2 separate regions of the Mus musculus genome follow, and region 1 is linked to region 2. A link is a loop called in an ENCODE intact Hi-C map of the cell type or tissue named here. Cell type or tissue: heart. All regions are shown on one strand. Each heading gives the region's core, and the rest is flanking DNA. Links, peaks and the distances in the headings are about the cores only.

Region 1 (8,334 bases), core at 226-8,225, 63 kb after region 2:
TCCTTCTATTGTCACAGGAATGCTGAGACCACACAGCGGTGTTTCACAAGATACAGGTAGTTCAGAGACCGACCCCCAGAGTGCTGATTGATGTGTTTCTGAATTGGGATGAGGGGGTGACAGTGAGGAGACCAAGTGGATATTCCAAAAGGTGATTCCAGCTGTAGGACAGGGAGGATGGAGCAGAAGAAAAACTGAATGTCTGGAAAAACGAATATACTGAATTAACTATGTTTGTTCTTGTTTTGGTTCCTTGAGACAGTCTCACTTCGTAGCCCAAGTTGACATCAGCCTCCCAAATGCTGGCATCAGAGGCTTGTACCCCCCACATCAGGCTTTGAAATACTCTCACTAGAAAGTAAGTTAAAGCTGAATCCACTGAACTTTGCAAACGGGCTGAATGTTCCGGTCCCACAAAATTCATACATTGAAAGCCTAAGGTGACGGTTGGAGGTAAGGCATTCTGGGAATGATTAGGTGGTGAGGATGGAGTCCTTGTGGTTGACATTTAAAGTCCTGAAGAATTAGCTAGGCCCTCCCACTTAGTGAAGCTACAGTAAGAAAGCACCATTCTGTGAGCCAGAAAATGGGCCCTCACCAGACACCAAAATAACCAGAGCCTGGACCTTGGGCCTGCAGCCTCTAGAGCTGCTTTGCAATGAGTTCTGGGGTTTATACACTAGCCAGTCCCTGGCATTGTGTTACAGTAGTAACTCAAGTGGGCTAAGCCAAGTCTTCAGAACTAATTTCCAACAAGAAAACCAGGGTAGAATGAAGAGCTGAGTGGTGCCATTAAAGGAAATGTGAAAAGCCTGGAAGAAACATTCTGCAAGGTAACTGGACTGATTCTCAGACAAGTCACCTTCATAGACACAGTCACTGATTCTCCTCAGACAAGTCACCTTCATAGACAGAGTCACTGATTCTCCTCAGACAAGTCACCTTCATAGACAGAGTCACTGATTCTCCTCAGACAAGTCACCTTCATAGACAGAGTCACTGATTCTCCTCAGACAAGTCACCTTCATAGACAGAGTCACTGATTCTCCTCAGACAAGTCACCTTCACAGACAGAGTCACTGATTCTCCTCAGACAAGTCACCTTCACAGACAGAGTCACTGATTCTCCTCAGACAAGTCACCTTCATAGACAGAGTCACTGATTCTCCTCAGACAAGTCACCTTCATAGACAGATTCACTGATTCTCCTCAGACAAGTCACCTTCATAAACAGAGTCACTGATTCTCCTCAGACAAGTCACCTTCATAGACAGAGTCACTGATTCTCCTCAGACAAGTCACCTTCATAGACAGATTCACTGATTCTCCTCAGACAAGTCACCTTCATAGACAGAGTCACTGATTCTCCTCAGACAAGTCACCTTCATAAACAGAGTCACTGATTCTCCTCAGACAAGTCACCTTCATAGACAGAGTCACTGATTCTCCTCAGACAAGTCACCTTCACAGACAGACTCACACACAGACAGGCAAGCGGGAGAGTGTTGTACAGATTAAAACTTAACCAACATTACCGAATGCAATGTTTACTCCTTGATCAGGAGAACTTGGTTTGAGTAAATCACCCATAAAAGAATTTCAAAACAACTGAGTGAACCCAACCGTTGAGTTATAACTACGTAGGGGAAGAATCTTATTTATTAAGGGATCCATACTGAAGAATTTATGGACAAATGCTATTTCTCTTAAGAAAATTTAAAACATTTAATCCCAAAACAATGGCATAAACATTATAAAATGTTTAGAGTCAAGACTATGGCTGTCAATAAATCCTGTCTTGACATTTCTGCAAGGTATAAATTTTCATGTATTATAAAATTCTTCATTTTATTTATCTTTATGTGTGTCAGATGTGGTGTGTATTGTAAGAGTGCAGACATGCACTGTTCCAACCATAATTTTTAATTTTTTACACTTATTTATTGTGTATGTATGTGGGCGCATACACATGCATACATACATATATATATGCATCTCACAATGTACATGTGACAGAGGACAACTTGCAAAAGTCAGTTCTCTCCTACCACATGAGTTCTGGGAACCAAACTCAGATTATCAAGCCTGGAAGCAGGAACTTTACCTGCTGAGCCATCTTTCTGGCTCTATACTCCTAATTTTGTCCTAGAATGTTCAAATTCCAAGTTATACAGTAGTGTAAAATATGTCAACTTGAAGTTTGTAAACTAGTAAAATATATGTAATATGTTCACCATTTAGAAATTTCATAATTCTTGTCTCCTCCAGCAATTATATTAACAAATACCAAGTACATCTTAGAAAAAAAAAAAACTTCCTTGTAAAATTAATTATCTTAGTCAGCATTCTATTGCTGTGAAGAGACATCATGGCCACAGCCATTCTCATAAAAGAAAGGATTGAACTGGGGGCTGGCTTACAGTTTCAGAGGCTGAGTCCATTATCATCATGGCGGGAGCATGGAGGTACACAGGCAGACATGGCGCTGGAGAAGTAGTAAGAACTCTACATCCTGATCCAGAGGCAGCAGATGAGAGAGGCTGGGCCTGGCATGGGCCTTTGAAACCTCAAAGCTCCACCTCCACCCCACCCCCACCCCTAAGGGTCACAATTCCTCCAATAAGGCCACACCTCCTAATCCTTTTAAAAAGTTCTACTCCCTGGTGACTAAGTATTCAACTGTATTAGCCTATGGGGGGCCATTCTTATTCAAACCACCACAGTCACTTTTCAATCAAAACCAAGTTTTTTCAGATAGAGGAATGGCAGGCCACTTGATAATCAGACTTTCCAGTTCAGAGAGGAATACATTCTAGCTTGCTACTTTTGTATCCTGGTTATGAATGTCCAGTCAGGAATCTATTATAAAGGCTTTAGAAACTCAGGTCCATCAACCCTCTCAGCCTCATGCAGCCTGTAGGTTAGAAGGCAAGTGAGTTCACATCCATTTTCAATCACACAAGGACCAATATTGCTCATTATTTTCTAGTCCTGCCAAGCTACTTTTTTTCTAGAGCCAACCATCTGACTATTCACTCCAGAACAGGTCTCCCGGAAGGTGAGAAAAAAAATGAAAAGGAGACTGGTCCAAGCCATTGCTTGAGATGAATATCAACAGTCATCTTCAATAACTATTCTGACCCACAATAAATACTGGGCAGGCTACATTCCTCTCACCGCCTGGCAAACTGGAGTGTGGAGGAGGGTGAGCGGTGTTACAGCGCTCCCAGGGCTCATTATCCTCCATCATGCCCAGGAATAGTTTTGTCAGACAAGAGGGAAAGAGTATTTGTCAATCTCTCACCAACAGAACTCCAGCCAACATTCATCAATCCCAGGTGAAGAGCCAGAGATAAATACCAGCCTGGAATCTGCTCTAAAACTCCAGGGACCATTTCCCGTGATTGCTTTTGGGGTCTTAAAAAACAAAGTAACAATAACAAAAAACTCACAAAACACCTTTTCCTCCATGCCATTCCTAAAACGCTGAGAAGAGAAAAATCACAGTAGGGAACATGAAGCATAGACGGCCCTAATGAAGAAACACTAAGGAGAAATGAAAACAGAGAGAGAGGGGTGGAATGGCCAGAATCCACAGGACAGGTAATTATCTGCTTTCACTTTTAAAGATGGACATCGGCAAGAGATTGCACTCAGGTAAAGTTTCATGGGTGTGGATCTGATCGCGTTCACCAGGCTCAAATGACTTTTGGAAACTTCCTACAGATAATTCAGAGACCCACCCCCCCCTAAAGTTTGCTAGTCACAAGTTTGGGTAACTAGATTTGGGGCTAAGCAGGGGTGGGGAGAGCAGGATGGATTTACCATTTAAGGGGGTGCTTCTGTCTGTAGGGTAGGGAAGAGGGAGCAGACAGAAAGAAACTCAAAGTCTAAGAATCAAGGTTGCAGAAAAAAACTGCAGAGGTCTTAGAAGGGAGAGAGAATGAGGATGCAGATGGGAAGGAAGAGGACCGGCTGGTCAATGCTGAAGGCATCTTGGAGGGGCGATAGGAATTGCGTTAAGAATGCTGCTGCGAGTCTCACTTACATCCTTTAGAGACCTCCTGGGAACTGAGAGCCAAGGTTGCAAAGCCCCCAAAATCATCCAAACCATTCCTGTCCCAATCAAAGTCACCACTAAAGGACCACTGGGCTAGAGTGAAGTGTTGGGGCCCAGTCTTGACAAATAGCACATGGTTCAATACTGGAGTGTGCCCACGCAGATAATTGTTAAAATTTGGCAGCTATGATTTGGAGAGAGAGGATTACGGCAATAATAATAATAATAATAATAATAATAATAATAATAATAATAATAATAAATAGAATAAAAGAATACCGGAGTGAGATTATATTGGCAGACTCGAAAAAAGTCTGTGTAGGGAGGTGGGCAATAAATCGCTTGGAGGAATACGGGACACCCAAGGCTGTGATGGAGTGGAAAATGGATGCAGAACGAATACAGCAGAAAGTACAACAGGTGCCGGAGAAGCCTAAGTTTCCAGCCCAGGGGCTTTGAGAAGAGCAGCTCCTCTAAGGCCAGTGTCCCACTGTGCCTAGTGGCTGCCAGTGCGCCCGGGTGGGAAGCTGGAAAGAGCACAGGGAGGTGACCAGGGTGTGGAGACCCCGCAAACCGGGGCGTGAGAGTCACTCACCCCATTGGCCGCAGCCATCTGCACCACGATCTCAGTAGCCGTCCTGCTGAAGTACCTGCCGTCGCTGCCCACCACCATGGTGCAACCCTGACGGTCGCGCAGGTCGATGGACGACAGCACACTCTGGATGAAGTTGGGCAGGTAGTTGCGCTGGCCCTCGAAGAGCCCTGTGGGCCGTCGCAGCCCGCCGCCACCGGTCGGCCGCTGGTCCTCATAGGGCGCCGTGGGCACCGTCAGCACTGGGATGGGGCTCCCCTCCATGGCGCCGCTGGCCGGTCCTGCCGCGGCTGCGGGAGCCTCGGGGATCTGCCGCCCTCCCGGGCCCCCGCGGTCTGGCCTTGCTCCCGGCTCCGCCTTGCGCCCTCCCCGCCCCTCTCCACCCTCCCGTCGCTACTCTCGGATTGTCCCCCTCAACGTCCCAGAGTGGAGTCTGCCTCCACCTTCAGATAGTTTTCTGCAGCCCAGCTCTTTTCCAGAGGATCGCCCAGCTGTCCTCAATTCCTTTCCCCAGCTCGCCTGACTTTGGGAGTGTCTCAAAGCCAAGCTCTAGGACCAGCTCCTGTGTCCCCAGCCACACCACACTCTTGAGTCCAGTGCCCCGACTCAGCCTTCCAGCTCCTCCAGAGGCCCACTCTCCACTAGAAGACAGCCTGGCACTGGAGTCTGAGCTAGCCAGGGGCCTAGCCCACAGCCCTCTCTCCCCACACCCTGAGTCTGCTTAGCTCAAGTGCAAGTTTCTCTCCCTAGTAAGGACAGAGAGGGAGGTGGGAGGGGGCTAAAACCTTTTGCCATCAGAGAACAGCCCTAGCCAAAAATAACCCTGGAAAGGAGAGCTGAGAATTGTTAGGCTCTGCCAGAGGTGAAACTGAAGGCTGGGCAGTGAGTGTGTGTGTGAGTGTGTGTGTGTGTGTGTGTGTGTGTGTGTGTGTGTACACTCAGCAGGAACATTTGTTGTGCAGAATCATACCCTGTCGGCCCCTTTAGTCCACAGGACCTACCCCAGCATCTACATTTGTAGCATCTCTCCAGGTGGGAGTTTTGTTTTGTTTTGTTTTGTTTTGTTTTGTTTTCATTGTTGTTGTAACTGCAACAAACACATACTTTCTTATTCTTTTCCTGCTTGTCCTTCCTACACATCTGCTTAGAAATCGGCTTCCCTCACACTGCATCTGTCCACGCTACCGAACTCTGGATAAAATACTTTCGGTAGGCGATTAAAACGCACTTAATGTCCACCAGGAATGAATGAACGAAGCCAACTGAAACAAAGGTGAGGTGCCACCTACTGTGCTTGGCCCCCTTGCCTGAAGCCTTTCTTTCTGATCCTCCTCAAATCCAAAACCAGGAAAATCTTCATATAGAGAGGAGTGAAAAGGGAGGGAATTAAAGGGGGGGGTGGGGACTGAGCTCGGCACACGGCTGTGAACCCAACCATCTACAGTGTGTGGAGAGACAGAGGACAAAGCAGAGAAAGCTTCGCAGGAGGTGTGGGACTAGAGTAATTCCCAAGATTCAATGCAATGGGAAAGGAGGGAAAGGGAGGCAGGCCAGCTTCATAAGCACCAAGGCTGGCACGTCCTTCATCCCCCGTCCTAGGTGGGCAGAGATAAGAACCCAGTCCTAGTCTCCAGGCTGGATGCTCCTGTGCTGAGCTCAGCTTCTTTACAAGGTGAGTCAAGAGAAATGGGGTGCTCTCTGACCTAGGGATGCCTCTCTGCCTTCTCTGAGTCACTAGCACCACCCCGAAGTCTTGGTGTGAAACAGGAGCACCTGTGTTGCCTTTCTTCTTCAGTATCTCCTTGCTGCTGAGACAGCACCAACCACCATCTTTACACCAAGCATACGCCAAACTCAGCAAGACCTGTGTTTCCCCAGTGAGATCCTGGGATAAAGCAACTGTTGAAAGCCGTCATCCCCATTCCATTCTTATAGGACCATAGAGCACGTTCGTGCATTGAAGACCTTGGAGGCTCTGCGGTAAAGAGCCTGCTTCAACTTCACTCTGGCATTCCAACTCTTATTTAACCTTGGGGTCCTTATCTGAGACACCAATGAACACAGATCAAAGAGTGTTCCACAGGTTGCTTTATGTCTCAGGGCCACGTCCAATGACGTCATTCTGTCTTCTCTTTTGAACCATTAACATATTAATCTTATCCATATTCCAATTAGGAACTTATCAGATTATAGGAAAGGCAGCAGGTCGAGCTGACAGAATCTAGGTGTGTTTCTGCATGCTTATAACCCCAGCCCGAGGCAGGAGGATCAGGAAGCAGGGCTTCACTGGAAGCCCTTGGAAACAGTTTGGAAAAAGATCGGATTCCGTTAGATCAGGACATGAAGCACTTTGATGAGACTATTTCTGAAATTTTAGAACGTTCATACTCCGTGTCTCTGACGTTTCTATCCAGGACGCTGGGAAATACATCAGTGCCCTTAGGGAATCACTCTTTGGGAATCACTGAATTACTTTCCCAAAGCCATAATTTTCACAACTCCATTAATTTACAATAAATGCTTTTCACATTGGGCCAAGTGCAGACAGGCATAGGAAATCAACACCTATGTTAATTTTTCTCATTGACTTCTGCTAGCCTCCAAAGACTCATGGACAGGCCCTTAAAAAGTCTAGGTATCTTGTAGCTACCTCCAAAATCAAACTGCCAGAGAACTGGATCTCTCTTAGAAATTCCTATGAGTTTATGTATTTTCTTGTGCATAGGTGTGTGGGCCACAGTGTACATTTGGAGGTCAGAGGTCAACTTCCCAGAATCTAGTCACTTCTTCTACCATGTGTGTTCTGGGATCCAACTTAGGTATCCAGTCTTGGCAGCAAGCACCTTTACCTGCTGAGCCATCTTGCTGACACCCAAAATTTCTTTTTACACTTTGAGCTGGTAACTTCTTATGCATTATTATTTACAGAGCATATATGGGTCAATAAAAATGCTTGTTCTTCATTACCATTAATTCTCTAATTTATATTATTGTACTTGATACCAGGCTAAAAGGTTAAACTTGGTCACTCAAAATCAGTAGTCTTTGATACAAAGAATAAGACCCTTTCTCTCAAGAAGGAGCTAGAGAAAGGACCCAAGGAGCTGAAGGGGTTTGCAGCCCCATAAGAGGAACAACAATATGAACTAACCAATACCCCCAAAGCTCCCTGGGACTAAACCACCAATCAAAGAAAACACATGGAGGGACTCATGGCTCTAGCTATATATGTACAGAGGATGACCTAGTCGGTCATCAATGGGAGGAGAGGCCCTTGGTCCTGTGAAGGCTCTATGCCCCAGCATAGGGGAATGCCAAGGCCAGGAATTGGGAGTAGGTGGGTTGGGGAGCAGGGGGAGGGGGGAGAGGATAGGGGATTTTCAGAGGGGAAACTAGGAAAGGGGGTAACATTTGAAATGTAAATAAAGAAAATATCTAACAAAAAATTTTTTAAAAATTTTTTAAAAAGACTCTCTTATAGCAATGTAACAATTGAGTTAGTCACTATTCTTTTAGTAATAATGTCTAAGTAATGATAATGATGGCAACAGTGATCAGACTCACTTTATAATACTAAGACCAGCAAGCCAGGCACTGCACCAACTATTTAAATAAGACCACCAACCCTAAGAGATAGGTGTGTGTGCTCAAAAGACACAGAAACTGAACATCTGAGCCTGAC
Region 2 (8,334 bases), core at 298-8,297:
ACCCACTTGTCTGCAAAGCTGAACAGCACAAGACAGTGGGGTCCTTAGTCCAAGGGTGACTTTGCTTAAGCCAAAACAGAGAGGGAAATGTCAGAAAGTGTAGAAGGAACGTTCCCAGCCAGTCCCTTCCTCCTGCATATGAAAATGTGTGACGACCTGCCCAGGGAAATGGGCCCAACCGAGCAGTGCATGATAAGACTGAAAAGGGCGTTAGGTTTGCCCTCGAAAACAACTGGCTTTTGTCAGGACTGAAACAGAGCAAAAGAGAGAGACCAAAGGCAGAGAGTTAAGTTCCCTGCTCCCTGGAGGCATTCGGGAGGACTTTGGCAGTGATATGTCTCATGTGAAGTGAAACCAAGCTGAGAGAAGATACTATCAGAGGCTCCTATACCACAGACGGTACAACTAAAGCCAACTGAGAAGCCAGTAGCAGGGCAGACAGTCCAACTGAAGCAGAACTAAGAGCTCTTCCCTGGCTCTCCCTACATTCTGGTATATACCATCAAATTCCGGGACCTCTGGGTTGCAGCATAGAAGGGTGATCTTCCATGACAACCGGGGAGAAAGACTATGCACAGCCTTAGTCAGGACCCATTACAGGGCAAGTATTGATCCCAAGTGTTTGCAAGTTTCCTGGCAAGACTAGGTGTGTAATGAACCAATTCCCAGCACTAAATTTGCATCTCGGGTCCATTTTGAAGCTAGAAAGGCCTATTCTGTGTCCTAGATATTGATCTGATGGGGGAGGGGGTAAGAGAACAGTATTGCATGAAGTGGCTCATTCAGGGCCACAGATCAAGGCTTCCTACTAAGAGAGACGCAAGTCCCAGGAAGCCCAGAGCCAGTGTTTTCCCTGGCTCCTTCGACCTTCTTTTGGGGGTGGGCTGAAGGGCTTCTCTGCTAGATTAGCCAAGTATAACCCACTATCAATGAAGGGGCCTCCAGACCCAGTCCCAGCAAGTCTCTGGGTGCTTTGACAAGAAAACCCACTTCATAAGAATTTCTGCTGACTGAGATAAGAAGCCGTGCCTGGTGACAGGCTGCGAGTGACAGGCACTGTCTGGCTAGAAGGAGATAGTTATAACAGGCGAAGAGCTGAGCAAAGGCTGGAGACTCATGGGACCTGGGCTAGCCAATCTTCACACCTCCATCTGTCTTTCATCCCGGCTTTCTTGTCAACCTGCTGAACCCCATTAGAGAAGAAAAAAAAATCAGTCAGCATTCTAGGCTGAAGGGAAATCCCACTTTTAAGATAAAATTGCCCTCGTGGCAGATGTGTATCTTGTTGACTTTCTTAAATCTCTTTCCATAAAAGAGTTCCATAGCAGCTAATCTCATAAAATAATAAAGTTATACATGACCATCAAAGGTAGAAATGCCCCTTTGGGATTACCTATTCAAAGAGGTCCAAGATAACTCCCCAGAGCCGAGCACTTTCTAAGTTAACTATTGTAACTGTGGGATGTTTCAATGTTTTCGTTGCCTGCTTTACAGAAGCCAAGCTTGGGTCAATATGCAGGGTGAGATTTGGCATGGTTTAAAACATCTCAAGAGTCAATGAGAAAAAAGGAACCTTTTTTTGAGTTCTCTGGGGAGAGACTTGAATCCTGCAGAGGTTCAACTACACATAGCTTATTCTGCTGGTAAGAAAACCAGTGAGAAGACAGATAAACAGATAAAGGGGGGAAAAAACTAATATAAGTTAGGATCTCAGGCCAGTTTTTTTCAGGGGTGGCAAGAACTTAATCCCACGAGGGCCCTTTGGGAGCTAGAGGAAATGCCCATCTTGAGATTCCCTCATGAGGGGCAAGGGAGTTGGGCTGTTTATACAGCAGCTCTCATCATATGCTGGTATAGATGCCATCTCCCTATGTGCTGGTATAGATGCCATCTCCCTATGTGCTGGTATAGATACCATCAGAACCACACGTGACTTCTTAGATAGACTTCTTTGGCTAAAAGGACCTCACCCAAAGTTTACTTTTCTCCCACTGATCCAGTTTCTTGTAGATGGCACAAAGTCATGCATAACACTTATGGGGGAGCCTCTCTATTTCTCAATTTTCCTGGGCATGGCTAATTTAGCTCAGGTCTGCAGCAAATGCACTATACCTCATAGGACTTGGGCATCATTCAATACACACCAGCCATGCTGCCTTTAATGGTACCATTAAAATAGCAACAACAATATTGGTTTCTTCTACACTCATTTCTAAGTCCTAGAAAATGGAATTTTCTGAAAGAGGATAAATTTAATTCAACAAAAATGTATGTATATGACATATGCACATTGAGACATAAATACCATGTCTAGAAATTATTCAAATCAATACATATTATTAAGGCACAGTACATTACATTAAAATACCTTCTGCTATAACACACTTATGATCAAGAATTGAAGGAATAGGGTTAGGGAAATGGCTTAGTCAATAAAAACATTTACCCAGTTGGGATTCCGAAGAGTCAAAAAACCAAGGTGCTGGAGCATCTGTAATACCAGCATGCCTACAGTGAGATAGGAGGCAGAGGCAAGAAAATCTCTCAGAAGTTTGCAAGCCACATAGTCTAGAGTCTACAGCACAATGGCAGAAACAAGAGAGACCCTGCCTTACACAAGACAGAAGACATAACCTCCTGAAAGCTATCTTCTGATCTACTTATAGCTGCACTCCTATACACATTATTACATAACACACATGTGCAAGGAGGCACACATGCACACAAGAGCACATACATGTACACACACCAAAAAATTAAAGTCTAAGTGCATAACAACAATGCTATGAGGTAAAAATAAAGAAAATTTTATGTAATGATGAATTAGGGCTCTGTCTAACCCAAGTTGATCCCTGTCCTGACCATAGTTCCCTGTTCATTCCCAAGCCCACCAGTTCAGCTGTCCCACCTCCTGAGACCCTCCCAGGCTTCAGGGGGTGTTTGGAGTCCCCTGCTTAGGTCAAGTGTCCCCAGGTCCAAATCTTAATCTCTTAGTTCACTTGCAAACTTAGGCTCTGTTGGATGCTTTCCTCGCAAACGTAGGCTTCAGGGTCTCCCAGGATGCTGCCTCTCAGAACAAGCCTCCTCCATCCCCTCCTACCCTCCTATGGGCACAGGGCCCAGCCTTGTGGAAAGCAGATTAAGGAAGACACCAACCTCTGGCCTCCATGCACACGTATATGCACACATAAGCACAAGCAAAATACACAGACATATATAATACACACAGGAGCAATACTACTTTTTCAAGTAATGAAAACTAAGATAAAAAGAAACATTATTAGTTAATTCCAGATAACCGATTATTGTTTCAGTTATTATTATTGTCTGTGTGTTTATGTGTACCTGATATATATGTGTGGGTCTCTCCCTCTCTCTGTCTGTCTCTGTCTCTGTCTCTCTCTCTCTCTCTCTCTCTCTCTCTGTGTGTGTGTGTGTGTGTGTGTGTGTGTGTGTGTGTGTGTGTGTGGTAGGAGAAATCAACTTTGTGAAGTTTGGTCTCTCCTTCCACCTTTCATGAGTTTTAGGATCCCATTCATGTGACTGAGTTTCCCTGCCAAACACCTTTACCTACTTAGGCCATCTCACCAGCACCTTTACATTTGTTAAATAATATTTGATTCACTTTGTGTTCATGTGTATATGGGTAGGGGTCCACATGTGGAAATCAAAGGACAATTGGCAGGAGTTGGTTTTCCTGTTCCACTCTGTGGATCCCGGGGATCAAACTCAGGTCTCTGAGCTTGTTGGCAGTCACATTTACCCCATGTCCCCAGCACAAGTGATTCTTAAGGCAAAAGGAGGCAGATACGTCCTACGTGCAGTGGACAACCTCTATGGTTTCATGGCTGTGTCGTGTGCCTGTGAGTTCCCACGGCAATTCCAGATGCTGAGATACTCCTGGGCACAAACTCACTGCATTCATTGCTCCTGTGGCGTTAGAACCCAGGATGAGAAGCACGGAAACCCAAGATGGAAATATACCGAGAAGGAAAAAGAGAAAACATAAAAGGGAAGCGAGGGAAACAGATAGCTGGCAGGGTGAAGAAGAAAACAGTCCCTCTAAATAGAAAAATAGCCGCAGGATATTCCCAAATACTGCTGCTTGTTACATCCACATTTTGACAAAGGAGACCATATGGTGCTGCCTGTCCAAACAGCCCTGATCTCGGCCAAGCCCTGGCTGGAGAAGTGGAACCCGCACAGTAACAACAGGCTCCCGCCACATCGATTCTGTTGATGTTGGAGCAGATTAAAGCAGATGTTTCCTGTCGGCCTGTGACTCTCTTCCCAATGAGCCCAGCAGCATTCTCTGTTCCTGCAAGCACCTCACACCACTGGATTTCCTGACCTTCATTGTTCATGTGTAAATCGCAGCGGGCGGCATACCCCAACCTCATGCCCAGCAGCTCCACATTCTGGAATCTTCTTCTTAAAATGAAAGATAATTTATAACTAGACAAAGGAGGACTTGACTAAGAAAAGTGCCTGGCAGTCTCATGGGTGGGGCTGCTGTGGGCAGCTGTGCATGGTGGCTCGAAATTACTGAACAGTTTTGGTGGAGGAAGGGTGGCATTCAAGTGTGGTCCCCAAGATCTAGAAATTGATCTGCTGACAAAGGATGCTTCCATCAAGCCCAGTAGGAGGGAATTTTGCATGCTTGACCCATGTCCCTTTCATCTTTCAGGTAGTAGCCAACAGTAGGAGAAGGCAGGGAATCTAGTATACGGTAGGTACCAGAATCAGACCAGAAATATAAGGACCACGGCTTTCAGCTCGAGAGCCGTGAAGGCTATGGCGCTTAGGTTTGCTTCCAGTTGTCATAACGTTAGGATTATGATTTAGAGATGGGATTGTCTTCAATAAATGGTTCAATAATATGGGATTCTTGAGTGAGGGAGAAAATAACAAGACAAAGGACATAAGTAATAACCTTTAAAAAAAATGCCAGATAGTATTCACTGAGTTCTTATTCCATATGGACCTCATTACTTTACGACTCCCATCTGCAAGTGATGGAGATGAATCCAGGGCCTCCTGCACGGCCAGCAAGCACCTACATTAATAATCCCATTTGAGCTCATGACAACCCAATAAAGCTGACTTTTGTTTGACAAATGAGAAAATAAGCAAAGAAAGGTTAGGTGGGGTGAAAGGTTAGGTGGGGTGAAAGGTTAGGTAGGGTAAAAGGTTAGGTGGGGTGAAAGGTTAGGTGGGGGTGAAACTTTAGGTAGGGGTGCATCTACCTGATAACGAGTAACAAGGGTCTCAGGCTCAACCTTGGAGCGATGTGAAGCTGAAGTCTGGGCTCTTGCCACCGCACTTTTGGATGTTGTCACTCCAGTGGGTGGTTTGATGCATAGTGAACTCTCTCTTCCTGACCTAGCTCATCCCATCTCACCACCACAGGGGCCACTGCTGCAGTCAGAGCACTCTACTCAAATCGAAATAAAAAGCAAAGAAGGCATGGTCCATTTTTAAGGTGTTTTTTTCCTGGGTTCCCACGACGATGCTCATAATGTAAAAGAAGATAAGACGGTTGTACCAAGTCCTGGTCACCTCAGCTCAACTTTTCTCCACTAACGAGTCGCCTGTATAGAAGGAGTGCCTTATATCCTATGTGTTGCCACTAATACCTCACTCTCTCACTAAGTCAGAAATCTGAGCCTATTTGCTGCCCTCCCAGACCAAGTGTGATGGCTTAATCTTGTCAACCTGACACACCTGGGAGGGATGACTGGCATCCATCAGATTGGCCTGAGGGGCATTTCCTTTTCCTTTTTTTTTTTTTTTATTAATTCTTTGTAAATTTTGTATCATGAACACCAATCACCACCATATCTGCCTTCTGCCCCTGCAACCTCTACCCTAAAATAAAAATAGTTAAAACTCTCTCTCTGTGGAAGCTGCAGTGTGTCACACAGTATATACTCCTTTGCCCAGCTTTACTTGTAAATGTTCACTGCAATGAGTCACTGGTCTGGCTCGAGGCCTCTGACTTCTGCTACTCTATCAATACTGGATTCTGCCTGGGGCTCCTCTCAGGTACCCTGTTGGCCTGTGTCATAGAGATCCTGCAGCTTTGGATCTGCAGGGCCAGCCCCTTCACATGCTCCAGCGTATCATAGATGGAGTAGATGCTGGGGTGGGCCAACTCAAAGCCCTGGATCTGGGCCTAGGTGGTAGCTGAGTCTTTCAACCTGCCACCTCTCCTGGACCTGCACCACCAAGGCCATCCCTCCTGCTTTGCCTGGTTGAGGGTCGGGGCCATCTCTTCTGCCTGTTGCAGCCAGCAAAGAGCAGGACCAGCTCTCTTGTGCTCACACCATCAGGGCCACCTCTCCAGCACTTCCCTGACAAGGAGTGGTCCAGCTCCACCCCTACCACCACCACCACCACCACCACCACCACTACCACCACCACCATCACTACCACCACCACCATCACCACCACCACCACTACCACCACTACCACCACCACCACCCCTTGCCCTCAGGGCCAGCTCCAATGCCCATACCATCAGAGCCAGCTCTACTGTGCTGTCCAGGCAAGATGCAGACCGGCTCGCCTCAATGCTATAACCAGTGAGGAGTGGGGACAGCTCTCCCAAATGCTGTAGCTGGTGAGGGGGCAGGGCCAGCTCTGTGAAGCCCTCAAACATCAACATGTGGCCCCAGGCAGCAGACCAGAGCAGGAACATCCACATGGCCTTTGGTGGTAACACGGGCCATGGATACTGACACAGATCCCCCACTGCTGCAGGGGCCACAGACTCAGACACGCCCCTCAGCAGCAGCACAAGGCAGGGATATCATAGCCTTAGGCGGCAGTGCAGGCGAATCGTATCAGGCTGTTTCTCCCCACCCTGTGGTCTCCAGTTCAGCCTCTCTTCATAGTGCACAAACCATTCTGCTCCTCTTTCTCTACCATCTCTTCATGACATAGTGGCTCATCTCATCATCAACACACACACACACACACACACACACACACACACACACACATGCACACACACATGCAATATGGTGTCAGGCTGGGACTTTTGCAGTGTCTTTGCTTGATTAATAATTGATGTGAGGGGCAGCCCACTGTAGGGAGTGCCACACCTTGGCAGGTGGGACTAGACTGTGTAAGAATGGAGTTGAATGAGCCGAGGAAACAAGCCAGCAAGCAATCTTCCTTCACTGCCTCTGACTGTGCTCCTACTTCCAGTGTCCTGTCCTGAGTTCCCGTCCTAACTTCCACGAGTAATAGACTCTGGCCTGGAAGTTATAAGGAGATCAACCCTTTCCTGCCTAAGTTGCTGTTGATCATGGTGTTTACCACAGCAACAGAAAGCAAACTAGACCATGCAGAGGAGAGAATTCAATAAACGTCCGTTGATGAGTAAGTGAATTTGTCACAATAAGCAAGGAACATCAAAGGGGACGGCGTTTGGAGGGGAATGCCCATAATTCTAGAATATTCTTCAATGATGAGCAAGTAATTTAAATTCGTTGTATTCTTGACAGAACTGGGACTTAGCAAGATGCCACTTCCCAGAAGAACACAGGTCCAGCTCCTCACAGGAGGGCTTCGGAAATGTTTCTCTCTTTTCTGGATTCTTTTTTTTTCTTATATAATATTTTATTAACTTTTTGAGAACTTCACAAAATGTGTTTTTTATAATTCCTGCTTTTATTCTTCTTGCTTGTTTGTAATATAGTTTTAGAGCCTCACACATGAGCACAGCATCTACCTCATGCCTGCCATTCCCTCTCCTCCCCAAGCCCCTCTCTCAAGTTCAGGATTTCTTTTGTAATTAATTTTCCATGTACATACATATGCCTTGTGTACTTATGCGCCCATGTATATATCACCTTCTGAGTCATTTAGCTTTGCGTGTGTGTACATGTGTCCAGAGCTGACCACTAGGGGTTAAACAACCTATGTCCTAACTTACTCCTGAAGGAGACTGATCTGCCCCTTATCAGGAGGCACTGACCTCCTGTAGCACTTATCTAGGGATGGGACAGCATAAGATTTCTGCTGTTCATATTGGCATGTCCACTGGTATTGTCATTATGCTGATCTTATTCAGGCATCCATGTTGCTGAGATTTCATGGGTGCAACTTTCCTGTCATATACAGAGGACACAGACATTACCCTGGTCCTTACAGTCTCTCTGCCCTGTCTTCTATGATTGTTCCTGAGACTTAGGTTCACGGGAGATGCATCATTTGGAATTGAGTGTGACATAAGACCAGGTCCTATGACAAGGTAATAACCAGCACTGCTGGGACCTCTGCTGTGCCTCTGAATCTCCAGAATTACGAGTTAAACGAACCTTTTGT

Evidence for each region. A loop is a pair of places that touch in the nucleus more often than their neighbours do. Peaks named below come from ENCODE experiments on the same cell type or tissue, not always from the same donor. Only the 100,000 strongest peaks of a DNase experiment are listed, where the experiment ranks them.
Region 1: it touches region 2 in a loop (4-fold over the local background); 2 of 42 quality-filtered maps call a loop at or near these places.

Annotation. Positions count from the first base shown.
Region 1 is chr19:24,856,874-24,865,207 of GRCm38, forward strand. It overlaps Pgm5 (phosphoglucomutase 5), which reads right to left and starts at 4,969. Exons shown (of 11, transcript NM_175013.2): 1 at 4,656-4,969. The coding sequence starts at 4,916. Gm52405 (a long non-coding RNA gene) reads right to left here and starts at 1,973. Exons shown (of 2, transcript XR_003952934.1): 1 at 1,463-1,973; 2 at 1-1,302. In heart, for the core only: a CTCF peak has its summit at 5,102; DNase peaks (open chromatin) are centred at 4,998 and 5,458; H3K4me3 peaks cover 2,885 bases; H3K27ac peaks cover 3,225 bases; H3K27me3 peaks cover 540 bases.
Region 2 is chr19:24,793,561-24,801,894 of GRCm38, forward strand. All of the region lies in intron 6 of Pgm5 (phosphoglucomutase 5), which reads right to left. Among named protein-coding and RNA genes, the nearest start is that of Gm52405, 61 kb to the right of the region's middle. In heart, for the core only: no CTCF peak of the experiment used is centred there; a DNase peak (open chromatin) is centred at 4,311; H3K27ac peaks cover 3,139 bases.